3 separate regions of the Homo sapiens genome follow, and all the other regions are linked to region 2. Evidence: chromatin contacts called from ENCODE Hi-C or POLR2A ChIA-PET data. All regions are on one chromosome and are shown on one strand. Each heading gives the region's core, a stretch centred on a gene start or an enhancer-like site at or near the end of the contact. The rest is flanking DNA. Distances are from core to core; before and after follow the strand shown.

What was found. Hi-C counts contacts between places; a loop is a spot of excess contacts on that map. ChIA-PET counts read pairs that join two places held with the same protein, here RNA polymerase II (POLR2A). Pooled maps may share reads with other maps.
Region 1: a loop to region 2 is called in a pooled map, with 2.3 times the contacts of the local background. The contact joins the enhancer-like site here to the promoter of SLC37A4 in region 2. A Hi-C loop is called at or near these places in 1 of 50 pooled maps. POLR2A ChIA-PET finds 5 or more read pairs at or near these places in 5 of 52 experiments (GM10248, OCI-LY7, T-cell and 2 more).
Region 3: a loop to region 2 is called in a pooled map, with 8 times the contacts of the local background. The contact joins the promoter of USP2 here to the promoter of SLC37A4 in region 2. A Hi-C loop is called at or near these places in 7 of 50 pooled maps. POLR2A ChIA-PET finds 5 or more read pairs at or near these places in 3 of 52 experiments (Panc1, WTC11 and activated CD4-positive, alpha-beta T cell).

What each region holds. Positions count from the first base shown.
Region 1 is chr11:119,355,111-119,358,583 of GRCh38, forward strand. USP2 (ubiquitin specific peptidase 2) reads right to left here. Exons shown (of 13, transcript NM_004205.5): 8 at 3,039-3,142; 9 at 2,871-2,951; 10 at 2,647-2,725; 11 at 2,373-2,480; 12 at 2,077-2,197; 13 at 105-1,812. The coding sequence ends at 1,725. Among named protein-coding and RNA genes, the nearest start is that of MFRP, 10 kb to the left of the region's middle. RefSeq lists an enhancer at 2,714-3,473. Within about 2 kb of position 1,746, at least 21 of the 41 ENCODE cell types and tissues checked have a DNase peak (open chromatin) inside an H3K27ac peak, as active enhancers do; they include endothelial cell of umbilical vein, where a contact is called at or near this core.
Region 2 is chr11:119,029,627-119,033,042 of GRCh38, forward strand. SLC37A4 (solute carrier family 37 member 4) reads right to left here and starts at 1,251. Exons shown (of 10, transcript NM_001467.6): 1 at 1,223-1,251. RefSeq lists a silencer at 706-865.
Region 3 is chr11:119,379,929-119,382,982 of GRCh38, forward strand. It overlaps USP2 (ubiquitin specific peptidase 2), which reads right to left and starts at 1,762. Exons shown (of 13, transcript NM_004205.5): 1 at 1,545-1,762. USP2-AS1 (USP2 antisense RNA 1) reads left to right here and starts at 1,850. Exons shown (of 4, transcript NR_034160.1): 1 at 1,850-1,980. RefSeq lists an enhancer at 840-1,829.

The sequences.
Region 1 (3,473 bases), core at 496-2,995, 330 kb after region 2:
GAATTTACAAACTGGTTGAAACAATGAAATAGATGGCCCCTAATATACTAGGAGCCCTTCCTAGATTCAAACACTCCCAAATCAAGATTCCAACATCTGCCAACTGATTTCTCAAAGCTATTATTTATTCTGTACAAGGTTCCACTGTACATTAGACATTCTTCTACTCTTGCTTACACAGTAAACAAGTGTACACTTGCCCTTGGGCTCAGGTTCACAGGTCTTCTCTGGAGAAGGGTGTCAGGCCAGTAAAACTCAGGGTGTCTTTCTCTGATGCCTCCTCCTAGGAGCCTGGAATGTGCCAGGCTCCACGGGGCACAAGCCGGGCCCAGCTGTGTGGGTGAACAGCTTTACTCTCCAGGACAGCACAGAGTTTTATCCAACTATGTAGGGCAAAATTGAGCCCACAGGAAAGAACCATACAACTGAGGCAAGATGTCCCCAAATACCCAGGCTCCAGCTCCCAGGGCAGGACTGGAGACCAGCGCTAAGAAGAGCTGAGGGGTGGCCTGGGCATCCCTGAGAAACTCGGTCCAAAGGGCCTATTGTCTAGGAGGCTCTGAGAAGGGGGCGGGGGCAGGAAGGCCAGGGGGAAAGGGATGTTAAGAGAATAAATAAAAGGGAGAGAAGCTCTAGGGACGAGGGGCTTGTGCTATCCTTCAAACAGCTGGGGAGCAGACCAGGGGTGGGCTAGAGGACGTGGGCGGGAAGAACTTGATGCCCTGTCGGAAGGAATCTACCTGCTTTCTTCTTTGCCTCACTGCAATGCACAACGAGCCAGGGCTAAGGGCAGGATCCCTTTCCCAGGCGGGTTTGAACAGAGCACTGGGGAAAAGGGAAGAGGCTGAGGGATATTTCAGGAGGGGCAGTTACCCCCTGGTCCCCAAATGCTATAAGGCACAATTCTTGGAGGCAACTAAATTCCATTCAAAACATTAAAAAAAAAAAAAAAAAACCCAAACCCCCAAAACAGAAACTTGTTTTAGATCCCAGGTCTACTGTGGCTGTGCTTGGGGCCTGGCCAACGCCCACCTAGCACCACGGAGGGCTAGCATTAGAAAGTTGTACTTGGAAAAGCAATAAAAGGACCAGTGCAACGTCCCAGCTATGAAGAGGCCTGAAGGAGAGCACTCCAGTCTGAACACTTTAGTTATGGAAATTAAAAAAAAAAAGTTGGGCTTTTTAAAAACCAAAACCAGCGTTTTCCAAAGATGTCCCTTCGTCTGTCCCCTGGAGTTAGCAGCGTGAAGAGGGCTCTTGGCTCATGGCTCTGGACCGGCGAGCCGTGCGGGTGGAGATGGGCGCCGGCTCCTCCGCGGCGCGGGCGTCCAGGCGGTGATGCTCCCAGCGAGCTCCAGAGGGCGCTGTCCCCTCGGAGGCGCGGGCGCTGCGGCGGGAAGCGGCGCAGCGAGGGTCTTCCCCCCCAAGACACAGTTGTTTCTGACACATAGGAAGACCACAAGTTTACAAATGCAAACGCCGAGGGCACGGGGCGATGCTGGCTCCACGTCCAGGCGATCTTCCCTGCCGGGCCACAGCTCAGGAAAGCCCGGCTCCTTGCTCCAGACCCTGATCAGGCTGCATCCACTCCTGCTCGGCAGCTTCAGGTTTGTTTTTCTCTTGTCAGGTTTGTGTGTTGTTGTTGTTGTTTTGTTTTTGTCTTTTTAAAAAATTTAGGGAGCGGGGCCACCACGGGGAAGGGAGAAGGGACGTGGCTCCTGGCGCTACATTCGGGAGGGCGGGCTGGCCAGTTCGTAGAAGAGCAGGTAGGCGTCGCTGGTGCGCACTTGGCTGGAGGACATGGGAGTGACGCTGCGGAGAGAGCGGGGAGTCAGCCCGGAGCGGGCAGGACCGGGAGACCCCCCGCCGGCTTCTTTCTGTGCCCCCGAGGCCGGCCGGCCTGCCTTTCAGGGAGCCTCCCCACGGGCAGCGGCTTCGTGGCCTTAAACTTTGCCATCCATTCTCGGTGTAAGCCGTGCGGGGGGTGGGAGGGGGGTGGGTTTGGGGGGAGGGTGGAGGAGTGGGGGGAGAGTGGGTGGCTACAGCCAGGGGCTCCGGCCCTGCCCTGGCTCTCACCTGGAGTCGTTGAAAGTGTGCCATTCTCCTGTCCCTGGACTGCGACAGTAGGCTGTATAGTGGCCACCCATGGTGGTTCCGGAGTGATTGGACACAGCGTACAGGTTGTAAACAGCATGGTCTGAGGAGGAGGCAGCCGTCAAGCCCCCGAGGCCCCCCTGCCCCGACTTCCCCCCTCCAACCTCTCCTTCTGGGTCTCTCAGTAGCTGGTGCTGGCAGCTCCCCTTCCTCCTGCCCTCCCTCCGGCCTTGCACACCTGCGTCTTCATTCTGCCCTGCCTACTCAAAGATACTCACTGGTGTTTTCTGAGGCAAATTCTCTTAAGTCCAGGTCTCTTAGGGGGAAGTTCACAAATGTTGTGAGCTTGCTGGTTCGGATCCTGGATTCTGAGAACCGCTTCAGATCTGGCATTGACGTGAGTCAAGGATAGTCAAACCAATGCAGAAGGGCAGACAACAAAAGGAAAGCCTACAAGGTCCGTTTCTTCCGACTGTTCCCCTCACCTATGGGCCCCTTGTCATCAGTCACCCTTGAAAGTCATGTCCCAGCCCTGATGGATCTTAAGGATACGGAGCACCAAGATCTTTGGGAACCTCTGGATGGAGAACTTCTTTATACACCGTTTTCTGCCTCGGCAGCGACAGCATGTCTGAGAGACAAGACAAACAGAAAGAACTTGTGGGGAAGTCAGTGGGCCCCAATCCAGTCACTCCTCAACTGGATCTGCTGGTATCAGCCTCTTCCCAGTAGGTCCCACGGAAATTTGTTCTTGCTATTACCGAAGGGTGACTTACTGGCTTTTCATCTCCATCAAGCACATCCTCTTTGGTGAAGAGCCTCATGCAGTCCATTAATGTCACCTCAGGATAACCTCGCTGGGAAGGGGAAAAAAGCAAAGGTCAGAGGTCAACATGAAAGGACAGGAGAGGGAGTTCAACAAGGCGGGCAACTGGGGTGCATACCTTAGCAATGGGCAGTGAGAGGTCCCAGAAGGGGTCGAAGACCGTAGAACAGTAACCACAATCTGTACACGTCAGCGAGCTCTTTAGCTGCCCAACAAAGAGATCTGGGGAAGAGAAGGCCATGAGATGCTGAAATACAGGAAGTAGAGCATGGTCTTCTGCACAGCAGCTTTTATTTTTTTTTTTGAGATGGAGTTTTGCTCTGTCCCCCAGGCTGAAGTGCAGTGGTGCAATCTCAGCTCACAACAACCTCTGCCTCCTGGGTTCAGTGATTCTCCTGCCTCAGCCTCCCAAGTAGCTGGGATTACAGGTGCCCACCACCATGCCTGGCTAATTTTTGCATTTTTAGTAGAGATGGGGTTTTGCCATGTTGGCCAGGCTGGTCTTGAACTCCTGACCTCAGGTGATCTACCCGCCTTGGCCTCCCAAAGTGTT
Region 2 (3,416 bases), core at 1-2,500:
CGGAAGGAGGCATGCCTGTGAGCCAGGCCAGCACCCTGTGTCCCCAGGATTTCTGCCTTTACCTCCTCTATCATGTCTGCTTGCCTGTGAAACCAGCTTTGATTAAAGGTTCAACCTAATTACTTTTGTCTGCCTGAGCCCAGGGGAGGCAGGGGTGGGATGAGCAGAGATGCCCTCTCTAGCCCTGCTCCCTCAGTCACAGAACCTTCTCATTCATTCACGGAAGGTTTATTAACTTACTAGTTGACAGGCACTGCACTTGGCACTATTAGTTTCTACACCCACTCACCACCACCGCACCAAAACACAAAGTCAGACACATACCCCGGCTACCCCACTTCTAAGCCTTCTAGAGAGGGCCTCAATCCGTGGAACTCTCAATACTTAGCACATAATAGATTTAATTGTTTCCTACAGTTGCCCCTTGTAATTCTGTGCAAGGGGGACCTCCCCAGTTCAGGTCCCACGGTGTCACACAGAAAGCCCCGCTAAGGGCTGAGGTCCTGATGGGGCCCCACAGAGCTACCTCTGGGTCCCCATTACCCTGCGACGTCAGTCTGGGCTTCCTTCGGGCTAGCTGGGGGCTGCAGGGTCTGGTTTCCAACCTGTGGGACGTTGGCAGGGGCCGCAAGCAGAGGGACTGGGCAGCTCGTGGGCGGGAAGGTGCCCCGGCGGGCTTCGGGCTGCAGGGCACAACCGTCCCGCCCAGGGCCCCGGCAACATGCCCCGGCTTTTCCGCTCAATTGGGAAAGCAACTGGAGCAGAAGGCGTAGGCGCACGCGGAGCGGGCGACCGCACGTATTCTCCCGGAGGCCCCGCGCTTCTGGCACCCAGAGGCTCAGCCTGGTAGGGGAGGGCCAGGCGGCGGGCGGGAGAGGAGGAGAGGCGGCGGGCGGCGAAGAGGCGGCGGGCTCGTGGCACCTGCCCAGCCCCGTGGGTCCTCACGCTACCCAGGACACGCTACTGTGCGGCTGGGAACCACGGGGGCCGGGGGTGCAGGAGCTGGAGAGGTGCGGAGACCACAGGACTGGCGCGATAGAAAGGGGTCTCGTGCTGGTGGTCAGGGACAGCGCCTCGGTGGCCCCAAGACCCATGAATTGTCTCTGGAACTGCAGGAACAGCTCCGGGTCGTATCGGAAGTTGGGGTTCGCCAACAATGGCTCCCCAAGACCTGAGATCCCCGCCCTCAGGTGACTCCCCTCCCCCGCATACCGCCTCCTACCTGAACAGAGGCGGGAGCCCGAATAGGACGGGGCGGGGCTAGCGAAGGCTGCGCAAGCGCGGCCGGCGGGGGCGTGGTCTTCGCCTGCTGCTTCGCTTGCCGGCCAGTGGAGTTCCCCGCCCCACATGCCGGGGACGTCGACTTACTCCCTCCCGCTGGTCACGCTGCTCCTTGGACGAACGAGCATAGCGCCCCTTAGGGGCTGGGCACGGCATGTCCAATTCTTAAGTGGTTGCATTCAACAAACCAGTTTTTAGTGAGTGCCCTCCTCTACAAAACACACCGAACACTAAGGTGATAATCATTGTTCCCAAGTTGCTCACAGTCTGGGAAAGGTGTTGTAGGAACACACAGTATTTTCTTTTTTTCTTTTTTTTTTTTTTTGAAACAGTCTCGCTCAGTCGCCCAGGCTGGAGTGCAGTGGCGCGATTTCGGCTCACTGCAAGCTCCTCCTCCCGGGTTCACACCATTCTCCTGCCTCAGCCTCCCGAGTAGCTGGGACTACGGGCGCCCACCACCACGCCCGGGTAATTTTTTGTATTTTTAGTAGAGACGGGGTTTCACCGTGTTTGCCAGGATGGTCTCGATCTCCTGACCTCGTGATCCGCTCACCTCGGCCTCCCAAAGTGCTGGGATTACAGGCGTGAGCCACCGCGCCCAGCCCACAATTTGGAATTTTAACTTGTGGTTAGATTGTTGGGGACAGAGACGGGGCCTGGAGTAAATATCAAATTCTAGTCCTAGACCCACAGCATTCTAACTGTATGACCTTGGTTAATCTCTATGAGCTCCCGTTTCCTACCAGCCTGGTAGATCATTGTGAAGACTCAACAGATGATTTAGATAAGAGCTCAGAAATTCTATAAGAGTTCTCAACAACAATGGTTTTCACTGATCCCAGTTAAGAGTTGTGAGGAGTAACAGTAGTGATGCTATTTTACAACAATGATGACTGTGTTCTCAGAAACAGAGCAAATGTTAACCCTGCCCATAGCTTCAACAGAAGGTAACATAGCCTAACAAAGTCCCCAACAGTCCCAATCAGCCAGCACTTCCCGACCTCTCCCCAATAGAAACGATATTATAAAAGCCTCAGCTTGTAAGCGATCAGGGTCTCAGCCAGACTCCTGACTGGAACTCCTTGCAGGCTTATTCCTGTGAATAAACCTGTTTGGCCGTTGAGTTGCCTCCTGTCTCTCGCTCTCTTCCCTTATATCTTCCTAACAAGAGTGGCTGAAGGAATTGTAAGTGTTCCAAAATTGAGAGCAAAGATCTTTTACTCCAGAGAAGATGGTCAGGGAAGGGAGGAGGAGGAGATGAGATAAAATAGGATGACAGGCCGGACGCGATGGCTCATGCTTGTAATCCCAGCACATTGGGAGGCCAAGGCGGGCAGATCACTTGAAGTCAGGAGTTCGAGACCAGCCTGGCCAACATGGTGAAACCCTGTCTCTACTAAAAATACCAAAATTAGCCAGGCTTGGTGGCACACGCCTGTAATCCCAGTTACTGGGGAGGCTGAGGCAGGAGAATTTCTTGGACCTGGGAAGCAGAGGTTGCAGTGAGCCGAGATCGTGCCACTGCACTCCAGCCTGGGTGACAGAGCGAGAGCCTGTCTCAAAAAAAAAAAAAAAAAAATAGGATGACGATGTCACTGAACTTCGTTAATTCAAAATCGGGGAGGAGCCTAGTTTGTACCAGGCACTGTGCTTTCAGCCAGGTAGATCCAAGGACCAGGAAACAGTTCCTCCGAAACCAAACCAGAGCAGATTCTTACTTTACCTAATAGAGGAGTAGGAAGCCATCAGGTTTTTCTCCGCTTTTATTTTTAAGATTTAACATACACATAATAAAATACAAAAAGTGCAGGAATCTTACATGTACAACTCAGTGATTTTTTACACATGTTAATACCCGTGTAACCACCACCTAAATTAACAGCCCTATCGTTTTGTTTTGGAAGTGGAGTGATCTCAGCTCACTGCAACCTCCTTCTCTGGGGTTCAAGCGATTCTCCTGCCTCAGCCTCCCGAGTAGCTGGGATTACAGGCATGCCCCACCATGCCCAGCTAATTTTGTAATTTTAGTAGGGGTAGGGTTTCTCCATGTTGGTCAGGCTGGTCTCAAACTCCTGACTTCAGGTGATCTGCCCCCCTTGGCCTCCCAAAGTGCTGGGATTACAGGCATGAACAAC
Region 3 (3,054 bases), core at 512-3,011, 350 kb after region 2:
TTTTTTTTGAGACGGAGTCTCCGTCGCCCAGGCTGCAGTGCAGTGGCGCGATCTTGGCTCACTGCAAGCTCCGCATCCTGGGTTCACGCCATTCTCCTGCCTCAGCCTCCCGAGTAGCTGGGACTACAGGCTCCCGCCAGCACGCCCGGCTAATTTTTTTGTAATTTTAGTAGAGATGGGGTTTCACCGTGTTAGCCAGGATGGTCTCGATTTCCTGACCTTGTGATCCGCCCGCCTTGGCCTCCCAAAGTGCTGGGATTACTGCACTTTGAGCCACTGCTCCCGGCCGGAAGTGTGCCTTTCTAATGCCAGAGAACAGTCCCTTGGTTTTCTGAACTGACCATGTCCCATAACTGGGAAGGGCAAACAAGGCTTGCCATCTTCCTAGACGTCCAGTCCACCAAGCAGAGAAAGGCCAAGCCCATCTGGGCTCCTTCCCCCTTTGCCTAGAAAAATACGGCAAGTGCAGCTTCCCCCAGGCCACCAGGAGAATGCTTGGCCCCTCTGGGGTGGTTCCACTCTACCTGTGGGAGGGCTCAGGATTCCAGGGCCACAGAGCCGGGCTGGGCAGGGTCACAAGAGGAAGGAACGGGGTTCTTAGCCTCTCTGGCCTTGGTGCACTTGTCTGCTCCCAGGACGTTTCTCGATGGCTCTCCCCGAGGACTGGGAGTACCCAGCCTGGTGCCTCCACCCTGTCTTAGCACAGGCTACTGACTCAGCCCAGGTCCTAATGATGCACTTCAGAGGACGCCCTCATTCCAGTCCTCATTCTGACTCCAGTCTGACATGCATCTACAGCATCAAAGGAGGGGGCCTGCCTCGACCTTAGCCCAATCAGCTCTCCTTTCCTCTGCTTTACGGGGGTCCATCTGGGGGATGTTCTCATGCCCATTCCAGGGGAGGTGAGCAGCCCCTACCACTACCTCCAGCTCAGTCCCATTCTAAAGGCAGCCAGGTCAGGAGGTAGGATGTTCACTCTTCAGGGAAGGGCTAGAATGGGTTGGCTAGGGCTTCCCTTGACTGTTGAGAAGTTGCTCTCTCCGGAGCACCGCGTGCCTGCTTCTGGTTTGGGACTGGTGAGAATTTCAAAGCTGCCTCTTTCTGGTTTGGGATTGGTGGAAAATCTCCCCTTCCGCTTAATTGTTGCCCAACCCCCGCCCCTAACCCCCTTTAGCAAACTGACCGGGGAGCTTTAAGAGCAGCGAGTGAGCTGCACGCACACGTGGGGAGGGGGTTTGTCAGTGTCGCTCAGGCCACATACCACCGATATACACGGGGCACAGCGAGGAGGACCCGCCAAAGCAGCATTTCCTTAGAATACACTGATCAGCACACAGTTGGCTCTTCCTGGCACCCTGGGCTGTCAGCAGGCAGCCCTCACACAACTGGCAGACACAGCTGGAGCGTCCCTGCACAGCCGGCTCTCTCCCTATATTTCTAGTGTCCACTCTGCCCAGAATGTCGTGGACACCTTACTTTCTGAGCTCCAAACCGGCACTGATCCCCGAATCCCCCCTCCCGGATCCCCGACAGGTGGCACGTACCTGCCTCTTCTTGGAGTATGGACGAGTCGAACCGGGCACAAGCATGGAGCTGCGGGTGAGTCCCGGCTGGCGCTGGCGCGGCGCAGTGAGCACCAGCTGACGAAGAGGGCTCCCCGGCCTCGGCTCCTGCCTGACTCTCTCCCACCTCCGCCGGGGGCCCAGAAGGGACCTCCCCGGGAAATCGGCGCCACCCAGCGGGCAGCCGCCTCATCGCGCCTGGGCCGGCAGAGCCACACCCCGCGTCTCGCGTCACTGAGTCGCGTCACGGCTATTGGCTTGTTCCTACTGTGGCGTCATTAGAGCCCGGCCTCCGGCTGGGGCCACCCAGGCAACCGATATACACAGAGAACCACGTGGAGGAAAAGCACGCGAGTTTGGAGCGGGTGGAGCAGGAACAGAGGTGGACTGGAATGTCACACGACGGGGCAGCTGGAAGGTATTGGGAAAGAAGAGGCGTCATGGGAGAAGGCTCGGAACTTGAGCCCTGGGGCGTATCAACTTTCAGTTTTTAGGGAAGGCTAAACGTCCCCCACTCCCCTTCTCACTGGGCTGGGGGAGGTCCTGTTCCTCAGCCTCTTCTCTTTTTCTCTGCTGTCAAAGACACTCTCCGCTCATTTTACTTTCATGGGACCAGTGATTAGTGATGAATGCCTGAGTGGGTAAACGGAGGCACTGAGTCAATGAAAGAATTCTCTTTGGTCTTTTCAAGAAAAAGCCGAGACAAAACTTGAATTTTTGCTGCTCCCATTCCTTTTATGTAACCTTCTCCCGACTCCCCCGATGTTGATGAGGAAAATCGCACAACCAGGTAGCTGGGTACCAAGGCGAATCCAGGTTTTCAACTTCAGCTGCTCCATCAACCCTTGCAGCTGCCGTTAACTCCTCCCATCTTCACCATAGATCTCTCTCTCCATCGCTACTCTCCTCAAGTCCTTCCTTCTCTTCTATTTCCCAGAGAAATCAGACGCAATCAAGAGGGGAATTCTTAAATTTCTACCTACAAACATGTCTGAATCCATTCTTATCAGGAGCAGTGAAAGAGGCACCCCTGTTCTTGTCCAAGGCACGATTCCCTTCTTGATTTCAACTCTTGTTTTGTTTTTGTTTTTGTTTTTTGTTTTTTTGAGACGGAGTGTCGTCGCTCTTGTTGCCAAGGCTGGAGTGCAATGGCGCGATCTCAGCTCACTGCAACCTCCAGGTTCAAGCAATTCTGCCTCAGCCTCCCAAGTAGCTGGGATTACAGGCGTGCGCCACCACGCCAGGCCGATTTTTTTTTTATAGAGTCTTGCTCTGTTGTCCAGGCTGGAGTGCAATGGCATAATCTCGGCTCACTGCAACCTCCTCCTCCCGGGTTCAAGTGATTCTTGTGCCTCAGCCTCCCCCGAGTAGCTGGGATTACAGGAGCCCACCACCACGCCTGGCTAATTTTTGAATTTTTAGTAGAGACAGGGTTTCACCGTGTTGGTCAGGCTGGTCTTGAACTCCTGACCTCAGGTGATCCACCAGCCTC